Regions from separate parts of the Homo sapiens genome. Here region 2 is linked to region 1. A link is an interaction called in ENCODE POLR2A ChIA-PET data of the cell type or tissue named here. Cell type or tissue: PC-9. All regions are shown on one strand. Region 1 has its middle 15 kb from the start of FOS. Region 2 overlaps EIF2B2 (eukaryotic translation initiation factor 2B subunit beta).

Region 1 (4,000 bases):
CTACTTTTTATCTAGATCTCAAACTTAAAATGTCACATCCACATAAAGGACTTTCCCCAGCAGCCAGGCTGAATTAGGAACCTTTTAGAAGCCCTCATTCCACCCTAGGCTTTTCATGATTAGCACTTACCACCATTTCTAGTAATACATTTATTTAGAAAGCATTTGGGCTAATTTCTAAAAATTAAGTTCCACAAGAGTAGGGATCTTTGTTTTATTCACTGATGTACCCCCAAGGAGTTAGAGAAGCCTGATCCTAATAGCTGTTAATTGTTGAATTAAATGAATTCATTTAATGTCTATCTCCCCACTCCAAGAAGGCAGACACCTTGCCTATTTTACTCATCAATGACTCTCTAGCCCCTAACACAGTATCTGGCATATAATAGCTGCTCAAAAAATACTTCTTGAATAAAGAGAAATAATGATAGCTAATATTTATTGAGTGCTTGCTCAGGAATTATGCGAAGTGCTTTACAAATATTGTTATGGTTTTTGTTGTTGTTTTGTTTTGAGACGGAGTCTCACTCTGTCACCCAGGCTGGAGTGCAGTGGCGCAATCTCAGCTCACTGCTACCTCCACCTCCCGGTTCAAGCGATTCTCCTGCCTCAGCCTCCTGAGTAGCTGGGATTACAGGTGCCCGCCACAATGCCTGGCTACTTTTTTTGAGATGGAGTCTCACTCTGTCACCCAGGCTGGAGTGCAGTGGCATGATCTCAGCTCACAGCAACCTCTGCCTCCCAGGTTTAAGCGATTCTCCTGCCTCAGCCTCCCGAGTAGCTGGGATCACAGGCACCCACCACCACACCCGGCTAATTTTGTATTTTTAGTAGAGACAAGGTTTCTCTATGTTGGTCAGGCTGGTCTCGAACTCTCAACCTCAGGTGATCTGCCCACCTCGCCCTCCCAAAGTGCTGGGATTACAGGTGTGAGCCACCATGCCCGGCCTACTTTTTGTATTTTTTTTAGTAGAGACAGGGTTTTACTATGTCGGCCAGGCTGGTCTCAAACTCCTGACCTCAAGGAATCCTCCTGCCTCGGTCTCCCAAAGTGCTGGGATCACAGGTGTCAGCCACCGCACCCAGCCTTGTTATGTTATTTAATATTCACCACGATTCAATGATGTAGGTATATTATTCCACTATTTTGGTTGAATAGGTTCAATAATTTTTTTTTTTAGTAGAGATGGGATCTCACTATGTTGCTCAGGCTGATCTCAAACTCCTGGCTCAAGCAAATTTTCCCACCCCAGCCTCCCAAAGTACTGGGATTACAGGCGTGAGCCACCACACCCAGCCAATTCAATATAATTTTTAAAATAATGATCTTATAATTTTCTAATCCACACCATATAATTGGGCTAAATATTTCCCCAGTGTAGTTGATAGTGCTCTGGTGACCTGCATAAGTAAATTTATTTCCCTAAGTACCTACCAGGGAATGACTAATAAGAGAGAAACTCAGGGCCAGGTGCAGTAGCTCACGCCTGTAATCCCAGCACTTTGGGAGGCCCAGGCGGGTGGATCACCTGAGGTCAGGAGTTTGAGACCAGGCTGACCAACATGGTGAAACCCCATCCCTACTAAAAATACAAAAATTAGCTGGGCATGATGGTACGTGCCTGTAGTCTCAGCTACTCGGGAGGCTGAGGCAGGAGAATCGCTTGAACCTGGGAGGCCGAGGTCGGCAGTGAGCCAAGATCGCACCATTGCACTCCAGCATGAGCAACAGAATGAGACTCCATCTCAAAAAAAAAGAGAGAAACTCAATCTCATGGGCCTTAATTATGCTAATGTTGCTTGGAATTAAAATATAGGCTCAGCTTCTAGAGACATTGGGCTTTGGAGAAAAATTTATCTATGTTGTGCTGGTTGCATTGGGTTCATATGCAACCACAGAAAATATAGAATGCTTCCAGTTTTGCTAGGGGACACTGGAGGCAGGAAAACAGTATGCGCCAAATCTTGCCCAAGATGCTGGTTAAACCTGCTTTGCCAGCGTCTCCTGTACCTACCTGGGACACCAGCTGGAAGGCAGGTTTGTTCCCTCCTCTGGGAGGAACCATGCCAGTCCCTAACACTCTGCCCCATCTGATCTGGCTAGATCAGGCTTTGGGAAGTCAACAATCCCACCTCGCCAGGTAAAACCAGAAGTGTTCAGGTGGTGCAGCATGGTCCCAGCAAGGAATGGACTCACTGAAAACAAACTGATCTGCCCAGAGTGGAAGTAATTCCAAGAGAATTATTCAAAGTATTATATTCCCCATATCAGAACCCATTCTGGTGAGATTATGTTACTCTCCTTTAACAAAGAAACTGGTGACCCAAAGAAGCATCGTGTGAGAAGTGGTCATCTTATCAGGAACATTAATTCTTGAGTTAAATTTTTACCTCTCCTTGATTTCTCTATCTGCTCTTTGTCACTGTCAGCACCACCCCATAAATACTGAAGAAGAAACAGGAGTGTCCAAGGTAAATAGGAAAAATAAAGACAAAGCAGGGAATTTGCATACAGCTACATATCTTTGATTTAAAAGGACTATCCTTCAGTTTTAAATAATGTCCTTTTTTTTTTTTTTTTTGAGACAGAGCCTTGCTCTGTCATGCAGGCTGCAGGCTGGAGTGCAGTGGTGCGATCTTGACTCACTACAACCTCTTCCTCCCACTTTCAAGTGATTCTCCTGCCTCAGTCTCCCAAGTAGCTGGGATTACAGGCGTGCACCACCACGCCCGGCTACTTTTTGTATTTTTAGTAGAGGTGGGGTTTCTCCATGTTGGCCAGGCTGGTCTCGAACTCCTGACCTCAGATGATCCACCTGCCTAAGCCTCCCAAAGTGCTGGGATTGCAGGTGTGTACCACCGTACCCAGCCAGATAATGTCCTTTTGACTTTTTTAGTGTTAAAATGTCTTCTCATTTATGAAATGATAGTGATAATAAGTAGTAATTGTTGTTCGGTAAAATTCAAAGTTGGCAACCCATGTCAATTCCCAAACTTGTAAAAAAAACTTTGCTTGCCCCTATAGTATATGGGAGTCTCTGGATGACTGCAGTGGTGTCTTCGGAGGTTTTAGGTGAGGATGGGGAGAAGCATTTCCCCCCTCATCTGTGAGTGGAACTACGGGTCTGCTGGGTGGGTTCCGAGGGTCCTGTGTCAGCAACTGGTACACCATGAAGGTTGACTTTGACTAAAATGAATAATCTCTAGGATTCCAGCATCTCATTTCTCAGACCTACCCAAGAGCCCAGTGCACCTGTCTGGTGCCATCTCACCTGTCGGGGAGGAACATGTCTGGTAATGTAATTTACATTAAATTTCAGGAGCCTACTGCTCACAAGAGAATTTGTCTTTTAAGAGTAGGACCCAAAGGGAATGGCAAATGCTTAATCCAAAGAAATATATTGCTGATGATGGAATTTTAGGGACAGTGAGGGAGCATTCCTTGGCATAGGGCATATCAAATCACATAGATGGGCATTTATCCAGTCTCTCTATGAATTACATCTCTTGACACTTGACCTTGACACTGCTCCATTTACAGACCACCTCATCTTGCAGAATATTTTTAAACTTTAAAATACCCTCTGACTTACGGTTTTTGAAGCCCTTCCACAAGCATGACCTAGTATGACCCTCCTAACAGTCCCGAGAGGTAAGGAGGCCAGGTAGCAACATCTCCTTTTTTTTTTTAGAAGGAATTTCGCTCTTGTTGCCCAAGCTGGAGTGCAATGGTGCAATCTTGGCTCACTGCAACCTCCACCTCCGGGGTTCAAGCAATTCTCCTGCCTCAGCCTCCCAAGTAGCTGGGATTATAGGCATGTGCCACCACACCTGGCTAATTTTTTGTATTTTTAGTAGAAATGGGGTTTCACCATGTTAGCCAGCATGAGTGGAAGAGTGAATTCTATCATGGCTGAGATGTGAAGGAGGATAGTGTGAACCTGGGCCTTGAAAGGCCAGGTAGGTCACAGCTCCTACACATCCTGGCCTGGGCCAAGGC
Region 2 (4,000 bases), 250 kb after region 1:
TTTATAAGTGTGGGGGCATGCCTCAGCATAAAAACAACCTATTAGGGAAAAATATCTAATAGATTACCTTTATCGCCTGTTAGGGTTTTATGTTGTTTTTAACTCAGATGCCATAAGAACAAAGATACATGTAATTTATAATAGTAATCATTAATACCTATATTGTGCTTTAAGGTTTACAAAATAATTTTTCTCATACTTTATCTTAGTTTAGTTTCTTGACAGTCCATGAGGTAAGGTGGTAGCTTTATCACCATTTTACAAAGTGGGAAACGAAGGTTCCTCTTAGGAACCTAGTTGTCACCTTTGTATAATAAAACTTCGAAGCTCGGAGCTGTTAACTGGTTTGCTGAAGGCTTAGCTGTAAGAGCCAGAATTCAGACCCAGGTCTGAGTGACTTCAAACTGCACAGTCCTTCCCATTATTACCCATATGCTATCCCTTATATTTTTAATTTATTAGGAATTCATTCATTTATAAACTTGGTGATTCACCTTTATTAGATTCTGGTCGCTGAAGGCTTTAGTAACTTCAGAGTAAAACTTGAGAGATGAGATGTAAAATGCAGCCATTCTTGAGAGTTCCTTTTTCTGTAACATTCATCAACACTTCATTGAGAAGTGAAGGTTCCTATGGCTGTCTCTACCTTCAAGAGGCTTAGCTTTAGTCACTGAGAAAGACAAGGAAACTAATGATAGAATATAGTAGCTTCTTCTGGCGTTAGGTATCACAGAGTCACAGCTAGTTACAGCTAGCCCTTTATTATTGAAAGAAGAGGAGCTAGCAGTCCCACTATCAGAATTAAGACTAGAGATGGTAATAGGAGCTAGTATCAGAAAAGCTTAAGGCAAAGCATAAAGTGTAGGCTAGAATGAAGCTGGAGAATGGGGAGGGGGCTTGGGTAACATCCAGAACCTGGCTGGGGACCTGGAACTACATGAGATGTAAGAATGGAGAGGTTCTAGCAGTCAGAGGTCAGGTACAAATGAACAGCTGGGATCTGCGCATGGCAGACAGTGAAAAAACCCAGGCAAGCAAAATGGTCAGAGCAGAAAGGGGCCCAAGGCCACGTTCTTGAGATGTGGAGGGGGCTGAGGAAGCCACGCCAAGTAAGGACAGATGCAGCTCAGCAGTTCCTAGCGAGCCCTGACAAGCCAGCTCAGCTGAAGCTTCGGGTGGGAGCCAGTCATGGCACAGTGGAGTGAAGGAAGAGCAGTTTCAGGCACCCAAAACCTGACCCCCACGACCTGTTTTCCACCTGAAGAGCCACCCATTCCATCCAAACCCTTGGCAAAAGTCTGCTAACAGAGAGAACCGGCCAGTATGCTGGCCAGTCGCGATCATGCCTGTCTTTACCCTCTAAGCTGAAGCTGCTCATCAACGGTGAGATGGCAAAAAGGTGGGTCCAGAAGAGGGGAAAAGAAGGGAGTCTGTGAAAACAAAATGCTGAAGAATCTGCATCAAATAAACCCTTCCTTCCTTCCTTTTTCCTTCCATCCCTCTCTTCATTCAGCAAATCTTCAGTGAGTTCCTTTCTAAATGTATTGTATCAGAACTTGTGGGGGATATAAAGAAAAAAAAGAGGTTATCACATGGCTTAGGATGTTTCCAACCCTTGGATCATTTTCACCCCAGGCCCATTAGTTACAGAGCACTCAGTCTTACCCAGAAGCATCGGATATAGTCCAGGCAACCGGATCCAAGCGTGTGGGAATCGCAGTGTGCTGCATGTGGGAATCTATCAGGCCAGGATGATTCAAGCAGCAGCCTGCAGAAGTGGGATTTGGCCAGCCTTGCCTGACTCTGGCCTTCCAACTTGCTCTTATCTACTTCCAAAGTAAGGAATGCCCCATGATGGGCCGAGCAGTCCAAAAAAAGTGGCTTGGAGTTAGCTACCGCAATTAGCAGTTTCTCATTATTCAACACTGCATTACCTCTTTTTCATATTAACTGCAGAATTTTATTTTTATGTATTTATTATCCTTCCAAACCCAGTGTTGTAGGAAGAATATTACATATAAATGATAACTTAGGAATCTTGTCAAGTTTTTGTTTCTTCAGCACTAAGTAGCTTATTTTCTAGGCAGGTCTTAATTCTAAATGTAACATGCTTGAAAAAAACACTATTGAAAGGATCCGTCTCTTCAGCATAGTATTTAATATACATATCAGGCAATCACCATCTCAAGCATGATTAGACTCAAGTGCTGCCCTCCATCGTGTGAGGGATGCTGGGAGACTGGAAGCTTAGACTTTAGCTCTTTAAGTTGGTGCAAAAGCAATTGCAGTTTTTACTATTAATAATAATAATTGCCTAGCCATTGTGCAGTACCTTGCAAGAGCTCTTTGGCAAATGAAAGAATAATTCAAAGCAAAGTAGGCCAGATATAAAACACTTCCAAATCACATTTCAAAATTGTTCTTTCATGTCAACTAGGTGCATGTCTGCTAAGGGAGTTTTTGCAAGGACAGGTGGATAGTGTGAGGCCTTTACAATAATCACATCACCATCTGGTACTATCTGTATGGCAGAGCAGTTCTGATGTAGTTGTAGTATTATAGATCATTACAGAGTATGCCAGTCATTCCATGATGGAACTGTGACTGGCAGCCTTCATTAGCCCAAAGACTGATGCAACAGATTGCTTTGAGAAATAGTTTTGAAGCACATCCATGAAACATATGATCCTATGGGTTCCAGCATTGATTTCTTTGAGGTATCATTTTACACTTCAGTTTTTCCTGGTAGAGTATTTTTCAGAGATGTCTCTTCTGAGGCTAAATTAGGAATTTCTGTTCCTTATTCAAGTTCCAAGAATTGTGCCTTTCCTGCCCTCTGCCCAAACTGGAAGATAGAAACCGTGGGAAAAAAGTGTCTTTACAAACTGCACTGTTATCTAACTTGGTTTATTTAGCATATTGAGGAAGACTTTCACATCCATGGAATCCTAGTTCTATTAATTCTCTCCAAGCTACAACAGTTGTTTTTTTGTTTGTTTTTTTCCGAGTTTCTCGGTTCCGCCAGCAAGGCAGGGGTGGGAGGTGGGCACCCCTGATACCAAGGCTGACAGGTAGTGAGTTGATGTGGAACTTCTGTTTCCTCCTGTTCAGTTCAGGTTCTCTCTTTCTGATACTTACCCCTCCTCAAATAGGGAAACGGAGAGAGGGGAAATAAGAAGATGAGCCTTAATAGGGTTTACTTAATTGGGGTCATAAAGATTCTAAAAAGTATGCATTCCTGCAGTTCTGTTCTAGGCACTGTAAGAGCTGACCAGAAAGAGAGCTTCTACCCTTATAACCTTCATCCAACTCAGTCATGCCTGGGAAGGATGTTGGTGCTAATTTTAGACACAGAGACTAAGATGGACAAAGGACAAGTATCATAAAGCATTTTTGGAGCCAGGAACAGATTTAAGTTCCTTGCCTCACTGCTGCTCTTACTCCAAACCACACAATTGTACCCAAGTGAATTGCTGTTAGAATTGGTGCCTTTGGAGGAGACAATTGCTCGTAATTGGTAGCTACAAGCCACTTCACTGAGAAAGCGTGGGGTCTTAGATGCTTTAAGAAATAATAGAAAGACTGAGCCTGAGTGAGTCAGGCTCTTCTGAGTCATACAGCTTTTAGGTCAGTGTAAAATGCCGACTTTCTGAGGTCTTACTTTTTTCCCCTCTCTGGAAGACCTAAGGCAAAGATCGCTCTCAAAGAGATATCAAAGAATAGAGACCTTTCCCTCAGAACCTACCTCTGCCCAGTGTTAACCAAAATGTGGTTTCAAATCACCTGTTCAAAGCCCACAGGCTATTTGTTAAACATGCAGATTCTTAGTGCTCCCTCCACCCACACAGACACTGCACAAGAGGCCCTGCTTTGGACCACTAGTTCCTAAACATGGCAGAAAATCTGGATCACCTGGGAGACTTTTTAGGTTAAAAACCGGAAACAATATGTAAGCATAAACATGTCAACAAAATTAGAGGATGTCCCTCTGCTTGCTGTG

What was found. Peaks named below come from ENCODE experiments on the same cell type or tissue, not always from the same donor. Only the 100,000 strongest peaks of a DNase experiment are listed, where the experiment ranks them.
Region 2: POLR2A ChIA-PET joins it to region 1 with 14 read pairs; 1 of 35 experiments calls an interaction of 5 or more read pairs at or near these places.

Annotation. Positions count from the first base shown.
Region 1 is chr14:75,262,250-75,266,249 of GRCh38, reverse strand. No RefSeq gene overlaps it. Among named protein-coding and RNA genes, the nearest start is that of FOS, 15 kb to the left of the region's middle. In PC-9, no CTCF peak of the experiment used is centred here; a DNase peak (open chromatin) is centred at 2,009.
Region 2 is chr14:75,011,258-75,015,257 of GRCh38, reverse strand. It overlaps EIF2B2 (eukaryotic translation initiation factor 2B subunit beta), which reads right to left. Exons shown (of 8, transcript NM_014239.4): 8 at 2,892-4,000. MLH3 (mutL homolog 3) reads left to right here. Exons shown (of 13, transcript NM_001040108.2): 13 at 1-1,483. Among named protein-coding and RNA genes, the nearest start is that of EIF2B2, 10 kb to the right of the region's middle. In PC-9, no CTCF peak of the experiment used is centred here; no DNase peak of the experiment used is centred here; H3K27ac peaks cover 865 bases.